Regions from separate parts of the Mus musculus genome. Here all the other regions are linked to region 2. The links are chromatin loops, found by intact Hi-C in ENCODE. Cell type or tissue: left cerebral cortex. All regions are shown on one strand.

Evidence for each region. A loop is a pair of places that touch in the nucleus more often than their neighbours do. Peaks named below come from ENCODE experiments on the same cell type or tissue, not always from the same donor. Only the 100,000 strongest peaks of a DNase experiment are listed, where the experiment ranks them.
Region 1: it touches region 2 in a loop (5-fold over the local background); 16 of 42 quality-filtered maps call a loop at or near these places.
Region 3: it touches region 2 in a loop (2.2-fold over the local background); 4 of 42 quality-filtered maps call a loop at or near these places.

The regions. Positions count from the first base shown.
Region 1 is chr2:167,070,059-167,075,058 of GRCm38, reverse strand. Gm39984 (a long non-coding RNA gene) reads left to right here. Exons shown (of 3, transcript XR_866968.1): 3 at 360-542. Among named protein-coding and RNA genes, the nearest start is that of Gm39984, 6.7 kb to the left of the region's middle. In left cerebral cortex, a CTCF peak has its summit at 2,871 (motif pointing left); DNase peaks (open chromatin) are centred at 2,878 and 3,150; H3K4me3 peaks cover 1,412 bases; H3K27ac peaks cover 1,441 bases.
Region 2 is chr2:167,416,847-167,421,846 of GRCm38, reverse strand. It overlaps Slc9a8 (solute carrier family 9 (sodium/hydrogen exchanger), member 8), which reads right to left and starts at 137. Exons shown (of 17, transcript NM_148929.3): 1 at 82-137. The coding sequence starts at 95. In left cerebral cortex, CTCF peaks have their summits at 2,464 (motif pointing left) and 3,947 (motif pointing right); DNase peaks (open chromatin) are centred at 692, 940, 2,475, 3,958 and 1 more place; H3K4me3 peaks cover 1,121 bases; H3K27ac peaks cover 907 bases.
Region 3 is chr2:167,297,185-167,302,184 of GRCm38, reverse strand. B4galt5 (UDP-Gal:betaGlcNAc beta 1,4-galactosyltransferase, polypeptide 5) reads left to right here. Exons shown (of 9, transcript NM_019835.2): 8 at 74-175; 9 at 702-3,741. The coding sequence ends at 849. Among named protein-coding and RNA genes, the nearest start is that of B4galt5, 49 kb to the left of the region's middle. In left cerebral cortex, no CTCF peak of the experiment used is centred here; DNase peaks (open chromatin) are centred at 2,073 and 2,578; H3K27ac peaks cover 1,102 bases.

The DNA.
Region 1 (5,000 bases), 350 kb after region 2:
ACAGGTGTGGGGTGGGGCCTGAGTGCTAGAGTCACAGGTGTGGGGCGGGGCCTGAGTGCTAGAGTCACAGCTGTGGGGAGGAGCCTGAGTGCTAGGGTCACAGGTGTGGGGCAGGGCCTGGGTACTAGAGTCACAGATGTGGGGCAGGGCCTGAGTGCTAAAGTCACAGCTGTGGGGCGAGGCCTGAGTGCCAGAGTCACAGATGTGGGGCGGGACCTGAGTGCTAGAGTCACAGGTGTGGGGTGGGGCCTGAGTGCTAGAGTCACAGGTGTGGAGAGGGGCCTGAGTACTAGAGTCACAGGTGTGGAACGCTAATGCTGGCTACTCCATCTTTTATTTACCCTTTGTTATTGAGACAGGCGGGGCCTCAGTCTTTCTCTATAGCTAAGGATGACCTTGAATTTCTGATCCTTCTGAGCACACCTGGTTTGTCTGCTATTGGAATGGAACCCACACTTCCTGCTCTCCGGGCAAGTTCTCCATCATCTGAGCCACATCCTGAACTCCATTCACTTATAACTGTAATAAACATTTCCTCTTTACAGGTTTGTTTCTGCTTTTCACCATGTAGATTATTAGTATCGCCGGTCAAACCCTTGTGAAGAAGACTTCGATATTTAGGTCAGGGTCTTACCCTTGTACAAATTAGGGACAAGTTCCTAGAACATTTCATGGTTCTAGGTCAGTATGGCTGTTAACTTCTGTTCCCTGTCAACTCAGCACAAAGACCTGGAAGACATTATCCAAAGTTGACAATCACAGTCAGCAGCTCCAAAAATGTGTACTATACCTATACAGGCATATATATTTCCATTTATATGAAAAAGTCAATAATAGGGGCTGGAGAGATGGCTTAGTCAGTTAAGAGCACTGACTGCTCTTCCAGAGGTCCTAAGTTCATTCCCAGCAACCACATGGTGGCTCACAACCATGTGAAATGTGATCCAATGCCCTCATCTGGTGTGTGTGGAGAGAGCAACAGTGCACTCACATACATAAAATAAATCTTTAAACAAAAATTAAAATGTCAATAATCATGGTGTGTTAGGCAGTGACCATAACAACAGCCTTTCTAGATTCTGCAGTCATCTGGACAAAGTATACAGTTTATCCTGCAATCTAAGTTTCTGTTTAACATAAATGTATTCGGGGCTAACAAGTCAAGGACTTGTAGCTCAAGTCTGGAAATCTGGGTTTGATCCCAGAACCCATGGGGGGCAGGAGCAAAATGACTCCTAAAAGTTGTCTTCTGACCTCTTGGTGTGCACACCAGTGCATGTCCATGCACACAAGAACAGGCACAAGTGTGCACATGAAAATGCTGTGTGCACATGCACAGAAACACACACACATGGCCAACTTTATGTAAGCAAACGGAACAGTGTGCCCAAGGGCACATTTCACTTTATCTCAGTTACATCTCGAAACAAAAGCCCTGCTTATGAACTGGTGGAAGGAGCCTGAGCCATAGGCAGGCTGTGTGGTCTCCTCCATGCAGAGGGAGGACACAGCAGGCCACCTGGGGCTGGCCAGACTCTGATCTTGATAGTAGACCTCTGACTATAGGTGCCCCCCCCCACCAAACACTTGTTCCTTACTTAACCAATATCCTGTAAACATCACCCAAGTAGTCAAAGATAACATGGGCCTGTATCCCAGCACTGGGAAGACGGTGTCAGAGCATTGAGAATACAAGACCAGCCTGTCTGGGCATTGTGGCATATACCTTTAATCCCTGCACTTGGTAAGCAAATGTAGGAGAATATGAGTTTAAGGCTAGCCTGGTGAACATATCCAGTTCTAGGCCAACCCAGGCTACATAGTCAAATCCTGTTACAAAACGGGTGTGTGTGTGTGTGTGTTGGGGACTTGAGAGATTGCTCAGTGATTAAGAGCCTTGGCTGTTCTTGCAGGTGACCAAGGTTCAGTTCCTAGCACCTGCATGGCGGTTCACAACTGTCTATAACTCCGGGTCCAGGGGATCTGGCACCCTCTTCCAGTCTCCAAGGTCACCAGGCACAGACATGCAAATATGACACCCATACAAATGAAAATGAAAAAAAAAAACAACTTTAAATATGAGCACGGTGGCAACATTTATAATTTCAAGACTCAGGAGACAGAGACAGGAGAATCTGGTCAAGACTTCAAGGTCACACTCAGCTACATAACCAGTTGGAGACCAACCTGGTTTACATAAAACTTTATCTCAAATAATAATAACAGAGTGAATAGCCCTGGTCTCAAAATGTCTGAATGGGAAGACCTGTAACATGCCTACTAGGCGCCAGCACACACTATGAATGGCTCGGGCAGTGCCCTCTTTTATTTGTCCCAAACTCAAGTGCATATGCTTAACACAGCAAGCACTTGACCAACACAGTCATTCCCCAGCCTCTGTGTTTTAGCTTCTGTGTTCAACCCCCAGACAGAACCCAATTCCATAAAATTTGCTGAACAAATCATCTCTTCGGATGGGGTGGGGAAAGCCCGCAAGGCAGGTGTTACCACAGTCTACAGGAAACCAAAGAGCCAATAAAGGTGGGGCCAGCTGGAAAAGGGCGGCTGAAGACTTGTGCTCAACAATACGTTTTGCAAAGGATACTAATTTACAAAATAAAAGAAGTACCAAGAGAACCATTTAGGGAGAATCTCCCAGGTGCAGCCTGGCGTGCTGGAGGATCCTAACGCCAATGCCAGAATTGCCTTGCTAGTGGGCTTAAAGTATCTCTGCTAGGGTGAGACCATGTCTCATTCAGAGCCTTACAGGAAGCTCAATCCAAGGTATCCAAAATAAGAGAATAAGACGATGACCAGTGCCCCCTGCTGGAAAGTGCCTCATGCTTGCGGAGACCCTGATGACTACGAGGGGCTACTGCCCCCTGGTGGCCTTCCTGCTGGGCAGCCTGAAGGCGTAGATAGGCTTTTTCAGGGATGGCTCAAAACTGCCTGGCCCCTCCTACCCTGCCCCTCTGTGCCCACCAGCACTCCGTGGCCCTGGAAGAGTTATCTTCCGAGGGCTCTGCCTATTAGAGTTGACTGGGAAGTGACTCCTGGTGCTTGCCTGAAGACCCAAAGGCCGACCCCAAAAAGTGCCTGGTCCAGGAATCACGCCTACCTCCAGACCAGACCAATCAGAGCTTCCTATCTTCCGGGCCTTGGTGATTGGCTCAGGAATGAACCTGCACTCCAAGCAGAGCCAATTAGGGTCTCTCTGGAAATGATTCTCGGGGACTAGAGAAAGGGGTTGGTAGGGTGTGTATATCCCTAAGGCGTCCCCGTTTTTGGCCATTCTGGCTTCTGCAGGGACAGCTACTTAAGATAAGGCCAGAAAAGAAACACAGAGAGAAGGGTGCGCATCTCCCAGCGGCCTGGTAGGGGTCTTATTTCCAACCGTCCATTACGACAGTTTATTAGTTACACGTATCTTTGCCGCGACGAAATACTTGAGAAAAATATTGAAGGGTTATTGTGGTTTATAGCGCAGGGTGCAGCCTGCCATGGCCAGAGAAGTAACGAGCGGGATGAAGATGGTCACACCGCATATGTAGTCAGGAAGCATAGAGCAATGAAAGGAATGCGCTCAACGCCCTTTGTCCTTTTTACTGGAGGAAGCGGGGCAGACCATGGGATGGGTCTTCCTACCTTCTCAATTTAGATAAACCCTCACAGGCAGGCTCTGAGACTTGTCTCCTGGGAGAATCTAGATCCTGTCAAACTGACAATATTAACCATCCGAACCAATAACACCCTTCAATGGTGTAACCACTTGCAAGGTGCCCCTGTTCCTTTCTGTAAACAGACTAATGAAATTCATTGGGTCACACCTAAAAGGCAAAAAAAGTAGAAGATGGCCTTATTTAGACGAGGAATGGGCATTGATGGGAGAGGGAGAAGAGCGGGTGACAGGCAGGAGGAGTGTCTGTCGTCTAAATACATTATATGGGGAGGGTTAGCTTGTCTGCAATAACCACATGGGGAGGGTTAGCTTGTCCGCAATAACCATTTTTCCCCATTATTAACTTGCATTATTTATTCATTTATTGGAGGTGATGTCACTGTACCCATGTGGGGATTGATGTTTTCTTCACCACCTGGGTCCTGAAGATTGAGCTCAGATCGTCGGGCTTGGCTGAACACAGCCCTTAACCACTGAACCATCCTACCAACCTACGAGTACATTTTACTCATGTTTGTACAGCTTCTGACCCCCAGCTTCAGTCCAACACTTAGAAGACTTGTCACCTATCAGCAACCTGACCAGGTCATTCCAACAAACAGAATCCCTTCCTAGATGATGGGGTTCCTGGAGCCAGGGGTCCCAAGGTGTGGCTTTTCATCTAGAGATAATGGCAAGTGTGCTTGCTCTCAAGGGCTTCCCGACACCTTGTGTCTGCGCTCCAGGCTAGCCTGGATGCTTGCCAAGAAGGGAATAGAGCTGTTGATCTCTGCCGGGGCAGGGCTCTCTCTCTCCTGTCAGTTTCCATCTGGGTAATTAACCTGCTGGCAGCCAAGGGTTTGCCTCTATCATGTCTGTGGGCAGAGGAGTAGACATCTCTGGATGCATGCCTGGCTGCTCAGAGAGATGGCTCCTTGGTGACTTCGGGACAAGCTAACTGAGGTCCTGCTCTGACCGGGAGGGGGCCAAGGCTCAGGGAAACAGTTCTCTCGGTGTCAAGGAGCTGGGAACAGATGGAGCTCCTGTTGGTGTGCTGGCCACCTGTACTCTTGTTCTTCCCAACCTCGTCCCAAATCTTAGTGCTCTGAATGCCGAGGGAGTCACCTATGCAATCAATCCCCTGTGACCTTCTCTCCATCCTAATAGCACCAAACCCACCAAGGGCAATGAATTACCTCCCACAAGCTCCATACTCACCTCAAGGGTAACCTAGCTTAGCCCTTATTCGTGTAGACAGCATCACACCCAGACCACCCCACCGGAGGGTGTTGGAGAGGTAACATCAAGGTGAGGGATGAGACTCAGTCAGTGGAGTACTTGC
Region 2 (5,000 bases):
CACTCCACCCGGGCGCTCCAGGCCCGCTGTCGCCCGCCGGCCCGGCCCTGCCGCCTCCGCTACCCGAAGCCGCGCACTCACTCCTCCTCCGCCATCTTCTCCCCTATCCTGCGAGCTTCCGAGACTACAGAGTTCGGCGCCGCAGGGCTAGCGGGGCCGGCGGCTGCTTCCGGTTTCCGCTGCGGGCAGGGGCGGGGCTTGGCCTCCCAGGGCGACCCTCTGCGCTGTCCTCTCTGTGGCCTGGGAGTGGGACGACCTCTGGGGCTTTCTGTGGGCTTTTTCCGGCCAGGCTGTGTGACGATCTGGCCTTGGGACATCCGGACTTTTTTTTTTTTTTTTTTTTCCGGTCCCCGGGCGGGAAAGATTTGGAGGAAACTTTTGAGATCTGGGTGACTCAGCTGTGAGCCAAGCCGTCCGCCCCGCGTGAGAATCCCAGGGCTCAGAATGGGGGAAAGTGGTTTCTCTGGGCGTCCGGGCCGGCTGTGCGGAGCGGAGGGAGTCCGCAGGCGCGTTCCGAGGCGGCCTCAGTTTCCCCTGCTGTGGGGAGAGTAGACAGAGGGTCTTTGAAACGCTAGACAGTGTACTTACTCCGATTATAAAAGTTGAGAGCTAGCAAGGCAGAGGTTGGACATTCCCCATTGGTTTATTGGTTGGTGTGGTAGATGTGAAAATGAGATCCAGGACAACTTGAGGGGTTTCATTCTCGCCTTCCTCCGTGTTGGTCCTCGGCATTGAACTCTGGTAATACGGGTTGGCGGCACCGCCTTTACTCATTGAACTATCCCAACAAATTTTTCTTAACCTTTGTGTGTGCGGGGGTGGGTGGGGTACATTAGGAGGTCCCAGGTTATCAGATGTCTTCCTTACTCACGCTCCACCTTAGTTATGAGACAGTGAACCTGAAACTAGGGACGCGACATAGTGGCTAGCCAACAACTCCCAGGGATCCTCCTTCTCAGTCTCCCTGTCCCTATGGTTACAGATGCCAACAGCTATCCCTGGCTTCTGTGTGGATGTTGGGAATACCAACTGAGGTCCTCGTGCTTGCGTAGCAAGCGCATTGCCCACTGGGCTTTCAACACCGAAGATAACTTGAACTGTCTAGTCTGTATTGCTTAAAACTGGCCTGGTACTGCTGAGGTCTTTATGGGACCTTCTGGGTGTTCTCCTTCAGGGCCCCTTCCACCCTAGGTAGTTCCCCCCCCCCCCCCCACTTAATAACGCTTAACAGATATGTCACTTTCCCAAAGAACGATCCTTCTGTCTCATCCTCTTGAGCAGTTGGGACTGGAGGGTGAGAGACACCCCTCCCCACCCCCATTCAGGCATCTGTCTACTTCTGTACAGGGGTGGAACCTAGGGCAACACATATGGCAGGCAGGTGGTCTTCCATTCAGCTAACATGCCCAAGTTCTCTGTAGAGACCTACTGTATGCTGAGATGTACCTTGTGGGGTTCAGACTATACAAAGGAACTAGGAAAGCCAGGTATAAGGCAAGATAAAATTAAACGAACAAGGGAAGCCTCACACATTAGCTGAGAACAAAAATTCCAGCACAATTAATGTGTGCCAAGAAGGCTGCCCACGTAAAAAAATTTTCATATATGGATATTAAAACTAAGACTGCTGAGATGATTCTGGGTAACAGCTCATGCCACCAGCCGAATGACCTTAGCTTAGTTTCTGTGACACACATGGTGAGAGAGAACTGACCCTTGCAAATTCTCCACACATGGATATGACATGCACACACACTGCTGGATTCTTTGTCAACTTGACAAAAGCTAGAATCATGGAGAGAGAGAGACCATCAATGGAGGAAATGTCTCCATAAGATTCTGCTGTAGGGCATTTTCTTAATTAGTGATTTTTGGAGAATGGCCCAGCCCATTGTGGGTGGGGCCATCCCTGGGCTGGTGGACCTCAGTTCCATAAGAAAGCAGTTTGAGCAGACCAGTAAGCAGCACCCTTCCATGGCCTCTGCTTCAGCTCCTGCCTCCAGGTTCCTGCCCTGCTTGGGTTCCTGTCCTGACTTCCTTTGATGATGGACCGTGCTGTGGAAGTTTATGGCCAAATAAATCATTTTCTCCCCAAGTTGTTTGATCATGGTGTTTCCTTGAAGCAGTAGAAATCCCAAGACACACATCCCAAATAAATGGAATTTTTAAAAACAAAGAACTTGAGAAGGCTTGAACCGGCTGAGTGGTGGCATGTACCTTTAATCCCAGTACTCTGGAGGCAGAGACAGATGGATCTCCTGGGTTTGAGGCCAGCCTGGTTTACAGAATAAGTTCCAGAGCCAGCTGGGACTACATAAAAGACCCTGTCTCAAAGGGTGGTAATAGTAAACAAAGGGCTAGAGAGATGGCTCAGTGGATAAGAACCCTGGTCTCTCTTCCAGAGGTCCTGGCTTCAAGTACCAGCACCACCTGGTGGCTCGCAATGAGCTGTTCCAGGGGATTTGGTACCACCTACTGGCCATTGCAGGTACTGCATGTACATACTGCATAAATATATGTACATACAGGCAAAACACCCATACATATCAATAGAAAAATTTTAAAAATAGTATACTGGGGCCTGCATGTGGTGGTCAGAGGACACTTGTGGAGTCATTTCTATCCTACCTCTGGGTTCTAGGTCCTGAACTCAGGTCTTCAGGCTTGGCTTATGAAGTAGATAGGCTATTCCACCTGCTGTGGAGCCCGTCTCTGCACCTCCCAGCAGTAAGATGTCCTCTTTTTTTTTTTTTTTAAAGATTTATTTATTATATGTAAGTACACTGTAGCTGTCTTCAGACACACCAGAAGAGGGCATCAGATCTCATTACGGATGGTTGTGAGCCACCATGTGGTTGCTGGGATTTGAACTCAGGACCTTCAGAAGAGCAGTCAGTACTCTTAACCGCTGAGCCATCTCTCCAGCCCCAGTAAAGTGTTCTTAAGGCCTGAGCACAGACAGATTACTGAGAGCATGACCTCGCTCCCCACTCACACATTTCCTGGGACTTTCCCAAAAAGACAGATTTCTGTTAGAGAAAGCACCCAAGTTTCCCGTGCAGCCCCTGGGAAAGAGAGTTTCATCTCCTCGGCTACAGTCCCACCATCCTTGGCACATCAGGGCCCAACCACCCAAGAAATTCCTTAGCCGCACTGTGAGCCCTGCCTTCAGAAGTCAGGGGCAGCAGGTAGCTGGGGTTTCTAAAAGCAGCCCAGCTCTCTTAAGCTCACAGCCAAGTGTTCACAGGTGTTTTACCCTTTCCTGGTGCCTCTCTTAAAGAAAACTTCTAAGGGACCAGTGAGTTGGCTCAGGAGGTAAAGGGGCCAATGCCAAGCCCTACGGAACAGAACTAACTCCTGAAAGCTGCTCTGTGGCCTGCACATGTGTGTATGCATACACCAAAGTGTCAAACACAAAACACAGGAAAACGACCTCGTCATACTCATCTTGAATTTTTTTTTCTGTGGCCAGGCCAAAAGTCCTGGGCCTAGGCTGGTAGTGCTTGTGGGTTAAATGGGCCTGCCACCAAGACTGAGGGGCTAAGCTTCACCTGGGACCACATGGTGGGGAAAAAAAAAAAACCAACAACTTTGTTCTTCAGTCACCATATATGTGCCTTGTGGTGGCATGTATGCCTCCCACACACAGTAAATAAATGTCCTGTTCCTTTCGAATCTTGGGACTGAGCATATAGTTCGGTTGGCAGAGTGCTTGCTCAAGTACATGAAAGTTTAAGCCCTAGTCCTGGGGAGACTGAGCTAAAAGGACCAGAGGGTCAAAGGTCATCATCCCCGGCTGTTTAGTGAGATTGAGGCCAGCCTGGGCTACATCAGAGGCCAGCCTGGGCTACATCAGAGGTCAGCCTTGTCTCGAAAGCAGAAAAGAAAAAGAATTCTTCCTGGATTTACCTGAGAGGAAGTCTCTGGAAAGAACTAAGGCTGCAGACTGCAGGGGGCAGTATAGAGCTGTCTCCAGCCACACCGCAGGGTCACCAATAGTGTGAGAGCCCATACCTGCTTGTAATCCAATCTGGCCAATCTGGCCAATCTGGCCAGACTCTGTCAAAAGGGAGAGGGGAAGCACGAGTATTGGGCTTCTGGATCTGCCATTCAGAAGGCATTGCAAGTTCAAGGTCATCCTGCTGTGACTGGCCAGTTCCAGGCCCACCATGATTGTGCATCCAAATCTCTCGTCCCCAAAAGTCAGACAAGGGCTTCAGATCCTCTGAAACGGGAGTTCCCGGTGGGTGTGAGCCACTGTGCCGGTGCTGGGAATGGGACCCATGTCCTCTGCAAGAGCGACAAGCGCTCCTAACAGCTGAGCCTTCTTTCCAGCCCCTCAGGAAAAATGCCAATAAGTTCACCCGGGCCGTGTTGGGAAGTGGAGGAAAGGGTTGGGGAGATGGCTTGGCAGTATAAGGTGCTTTTCAGCCTGAGCTAGGTCCATCGGAGTCATGTAAAGATGGAAGAAAGTCCTCTGACTTCCACATGCACGGAGTCACACACACACACACACACACACACACACACACACAGAGAACTATAAATAAACATTTAAAACTAAGTCAGCCAGGGGTGGTGGCACAAGCCTTTAATCCCAGCACTTGAGAAGCAGAGGCAGGTGGAGCTCTGTGAGTTCCAGGCCAGCCTGATCTACAGAGTGAGTTGCAGGACAGAGCCAGGGCTACACAGAGAAACCTAGTCTCAAAAAATACAGTAAATAAAATAAAATAAAATAGTTCATGGGAGGGTTTCCTTTGGAAGAGAATCGGCTTGGCTGCTTAAGGGTGGTTGGGCAGTTGATTGGCCTAGGGTGGAAGCCCCTGAACCAGGAGGCCTGTGCTTTGACCCACACTGAGCTGATGGCAGGTGGACAAAGATAATGTGGCAGAGGTGGCAAGAGGTGGCCTCCTGGTGCAGACAGAAGTCTGAGTTGGGCCTGGTGGCAGAAACAGGCTTTCACCTGCCAAGGCTTAGGGCTGTTAACAAAAGACACAATA
Region 3 (5,000 bases), 120 kb after region 2:
GTCGAGAGGTGTCTTAAAGCTTACTAGTCTCTGGGTCTCCGCGGCTCACTGTTGTTCCTTTGGTTTTGGACAGGGTACAAAATGCAGGCTATTCTGTGAGCCGGCCAGAAGGGGACACAGGAAAATACAAGTCCATTCCTCACCACCATCGAGGAGAGGTCCAGTTTCTTGGCAGGTTGGTGCTGTTTATTGGTCCTCAGGGTGGCTGGTAGCTGATTTCTCCCCTCAGCTTTCTCAGCCAGCCCATTCTGTTGCTTTTGTCATTTGCGGCCGTGTCTATGCTTGGCTTGGCCTCCAGCTCTCCATCCTCCTGCCGTTGACCCCTCACTGCTGAAATTGCTGCGTGCACCAGCTCTGCCACAGTGTGTGGCGGGCACCATGGGTGTGCATCTGTCCTGATGAGCCAGGGTAGACATTTTAGGTGACCATTGGTGAGATAGAGTTGAGGTCACCTTCTGCTAACCCCTGTGCTGTAAAGGTATCTACAAGGGAGTGGTAGGGCTCTAAGCCTGACTTCTTTCTGCCCCTCCTCTGTAATCTCCGGAGCTCCCCAGTTCTGACCTGGGATTCGTCTCTGGAGCCTCCGTTTCCTTGGGCCTCAGAGGCATTAGATGAGATGCTGGAAGACGGGTCCAGGCATCTGCCCTGGACTTGTAAAGCTGGGCGTCAGCTCTCCTCCCTCTCTGTCCTCGGCTCCCCAGGTACGCTCTGCTGAGGAAGTCAAAGGAGCGGCAAGGACTGGATGGCCTCAACAACCTGAACTACTCTGCGAATGTCACGTACGACGCCTTGTATAAAAACATAACTGTCAACTTGACACCCGAGCTGGCTCAGGTGACTGAGTACTGAGATGCGAAGAGAAGCCGCACTCACCTACCCACCGCTCCCTTGGACGGGCTGCGACCCGCCATCCTGGGGGTCAACACAGGAGGACAGAAGAGAGTGGAGCACAGGACCATAGGGGTTCCAGAAAACTGTCACAGAGCACACGCACAAAGGCCTTCGCTGTAGGGCCCAACAGGGACAGGAGACTTGAGGACACCTGTCATCAGCACTGGTGTCTATTCCACAAGACAGATGTCTGCCCTGCCACTCCCTTCCGTCCGTCCCTGTCCGTCCCCCCCCCCCCACCGCCCCCAGGTCCTGTCTCAGCTGCAACCCATAGAACTGCAGGGCCAGGCTAGGTGCCCCTTGGATAGATGGGTGGCCAAGCCCCCTGGCCTGAAGGCCCGTCTCTGCATCTCTACAGTTCTCTTTGGTTTTCATTTTTCATTTGGCTTAGTTTAGGGGTTTTTGTTTGTTTGGGTTTTTTTGTTTTGTTTTGTTTTGTTTTGTTTTGGTTTTGGTTTGTTTGTGGGGTTTTGGGGTTGTTTTTTTTTTTGGTGGTTTTTTTTTTTTTTTTTTTTAAAGAAAAATTTTCTGCTTTGGGTGGGGACTGAGGACAGAGGGGAGGGACTTGGTGTGATAGACATATAACAGTCACTTCTTGAAGAAGTGCAGTTGTAAATAAGCCATGTAAAATGCCTTTTTAAAGTTTAATTTTATAGCTGGCTCCACATCAAAGTGAGGGCCTCATATGTTAGATCACCTTGGGTGGCAAACACCCCAGTTCCCACGCAGTTGAGTGTCATCACCCAAGTCCCTGTCATCTAGGAAGGAAGTGGATGCAGGGTGGAACAAAGAACCTCCGGTCACTGTAGCCCCTCTTCTCTGCTCTGCCCCTCCTTTCCTGTCCCCTCCTTTAGCCCCTTCCCCCAAGGACTTCCTCCTGGAGACTCAGCCCCTAAGCTGGAACTGCTGTTAGGGGCACAGTGCTCTCCCCTCTTACAGACCCAGCGGAGCCAGCTGGGATGTGCAGGGGAGGGGAGGCAAAGGCCCAGGGCACAGGCTTATCACTCCAGTATGGATGGCGGGAGCTAGAGACCAGGAGATATGAGGCCAGTGTGAGCTGTGTCACAAGTTCCAGGTCAGCCTGTGCTGTGTAGCACAGTCCAGCTCCCTACACCTCCTCACACACACAGTGGCTGCTGGGTGACCGTTCCCTTTTTTCTTTGGAACTTGGCCACAGTTTCTCTGGGCTGTGCCTGCATGACCAGCTGGCTTCAGTGATTTCTCCGTTTCCCTCTTTAGTTTCTAGGAAGCCACTGTGCTGTGCTAAGAAGCAGTTGGTCAGGAGGGCTCAGCCCAGGAGCAGGTGGCCCTGGGGTGCATGTCAGCCAGGGGCCAGTCAGCCCAGCAGTCTCCCCTGCTCCCTGACATGAGTTCCTAAAGGGCACTGAAAAGGGCACCTCCTTCCTGTGTCTGCCTCCACTGCACCCCCAGTCCCTAAAGCAGGGATCGTGTGTGGTGAGGAACGCTCTCTTCTGGCCTCAAGCTCTTTGCCTCTTTGCCTTCAGCACCCTTGATGTTCATGGTTTACATGGGTGGGGGTGGGATGTAGATATGTGGGGGTGGGGTTTTGCATCACACAGTTGGTTCTGAGGACAGATGATCCCCACAGACTGTGGGAGTGATTGGCCAGGCCTTGTTTTTTCTTGTGTTTTGTTCTTTTTGTAGACTAGTGTGGTAACTAGGGAACAGATGGCACTGCAGAGTGCTTCCCGCTCATATGAGAGAGCAGGTGTCTGCCCTTGAGAGCTGGTGAGCCGCGTCATCTGTTTGCGCTGGGCAAGGAGCTGCACCGCTGCGTTGACCTGCCTTGTCTTACGGTACACACAGCAATAAAGCCTGGGTTCCGCCCGGTCTCCACCCTCCCTCCGCCTCCCTTGGTTAGTTTCACAGTGCTGGCAATGAAGCCCGTGGCCCACCACGCTAGGCGAGTGCTCTGCCACTGAGTCACGGCCCAGCCCTCTCTCCCTCATTCTTCTGTTTCCATACCAAAGGCCAGGAGTGCTTCACTGTGCTGGAGCCATGGTGTCCTTTGGAGGGACAACGGTGCACGCGGCATGTATCCTGGCTGAAGCGCTGCAATCTTACACTAGCCACAGGGTACTGTTTTGAGCCAAAGGCTGATACTTAATTGAAGAGGGAAAATGCAGATTTGGGGACAAAGGTCTTTTTACTGCTCAAGTAGGGTCGCTTCTGTCCTGTTGCAATCATGTCCAAGTTTGTTTTTAGTGTGGACTTTTGTGGGCACTGTCTGTCATTGGCCACCCAGTCACGTACCGAGTGGGCAGTGTCACAGCCAAAGCTACCACTGAGCCACAGCGTAGGTCATTGCTTGAAAAAAATGACAGTGACAATGGAGTGTGACCTTGGTGTACTGTGGCAGCCCAGATGACTGAGTGCTACAGACGAGTGACCCTTAGATGACCTCCTCAACTGCCTGCCTTGTGTGTGCGCGCAAGGCCCCTCTCTGCACAGGGGTTCTTCGGGGGAGGGGGTATTTGCAAAACCTTAATTTTGTTAAAATGGGGGACTCTGTCAGGGGACTCTGTCATCGCTTCCCTTCCTCAGAGGACAGCACAGAGCCGCGGCGTACACACTGACGTACCCACCACCAACAGATTGAGGCACTGACGCAGCCAGCTTAGCCCAGCATTACTGTCTCTGTTGTGAGCTTGCTCTTTGTTTTAAAAGGTGCCAGGGGTACATTTTTGCACTGAAACCTAAAGATGTTTTAAAAACACTTTTCACAGAAATAGTCCTTGTCATTACATTGTTCACTCATGTGTTTGTACATTTTTGTATGTTAATTTATGAATGATTTTTTCAGTAAAAAATACATATTCAATAACCAAACCTTGGTAGTCGTCTCTCTGTCTAGCTGCCTCTCAGGGTGGTTTCCCTTCCTCTGTAGAACACCACACACTGGCGACACCAGGGAATGAAGATCTGGCTCCAGAACATTCTCGGTGGGCAGTCCTGGGTTCTTTCTGCCAGAACATTCTCGGTGGGCAGTCCTGGGTTCTTTCTGCCAGATCCTGCTCGTGTTGTAATCACAAACTGTTAGGAATTGAAGGCTTGTCATTCCCGGTGTGTGTGCATTTTGACTTATTTTCCCATCTCGTAGCCCAGGCTGGCCCTAACTTGTTCTGTGTGTGTACTTGAGGATGGTCGTGAACTTCTGGTAGCTATGTACCACCAAGCTCAGTTTGTGTGGTGCTGGGATTAGCGTCCAGGCCTCCGTGCTTGTTCGCCAGCTCTCATCAACAGAGCCCCAGCTCTGCTGTCTTGTCTGTCTGTCCGTCATCCTTCCCTCCCTCCCTTCCATGGTTGAGGCCCACAAAGGCCAGAAGAGAGCTCTTGCTCACCTGGACCTAGAGTTAACGAGCCACCATGGTGGTGGTGGGAATTGAATTCAGATTCTCCTTCGCTAGAGTAGTCCGTGCTCATAACCACCGAGCTCTCTCCACCCATCCCACCTCCTCATCCCCCAGTATTCTCTTTACCTGCATCTAGTCACTGCCGACAAGAGAAGGGACCACTCTCAGTCCATAGAATGTTCTGGGAAAGAAGGCTGCTGGCTGGTCCTTACTTGGTCAAAGTGGAGGCCATGTGGGGTAGAGCTGGAGACCCGGGAAAGGGAAGATGTGTGCTCACAGCACCAAAGTGCAGGCAAAACTCAGCAGGACCCGTGGGACCGGGAAGGAGGCTGGGCACATACTAAGAAAGATGGAGTTGGGGCTGTATATGGTGGGATTTCACAGTTTCTAGGGACGTCGCCCACTGGGGGGCAAGAGTGAAGAGCAAAGATGTCAGGGTGGTAAGGAGTGATGGAAGAAGAGGCCAGGGTGGGACCCCAGGCCTGGGGGGTGGGGAAGTCCTTGGGAGCTGCCATCTTCCCCGCTTTGTGTGGTACCATCTTCTGTATTGTGTTTAAGGGGCTGAAGACCACCAAGCAAAAATAGCAGGTGGGAAGTTGTAATCTGGCGAGGGCATCAGGGAAAGAGCCATTTTGGCCTGGAGGATCAGTTCCTGGAGGAGGGGGGAGGAGGTGCTGAGAACAGGACTCAGAGGGTTAGGGGTTACAGAAGACAAGATGCTTGGGTCTGGGTGGG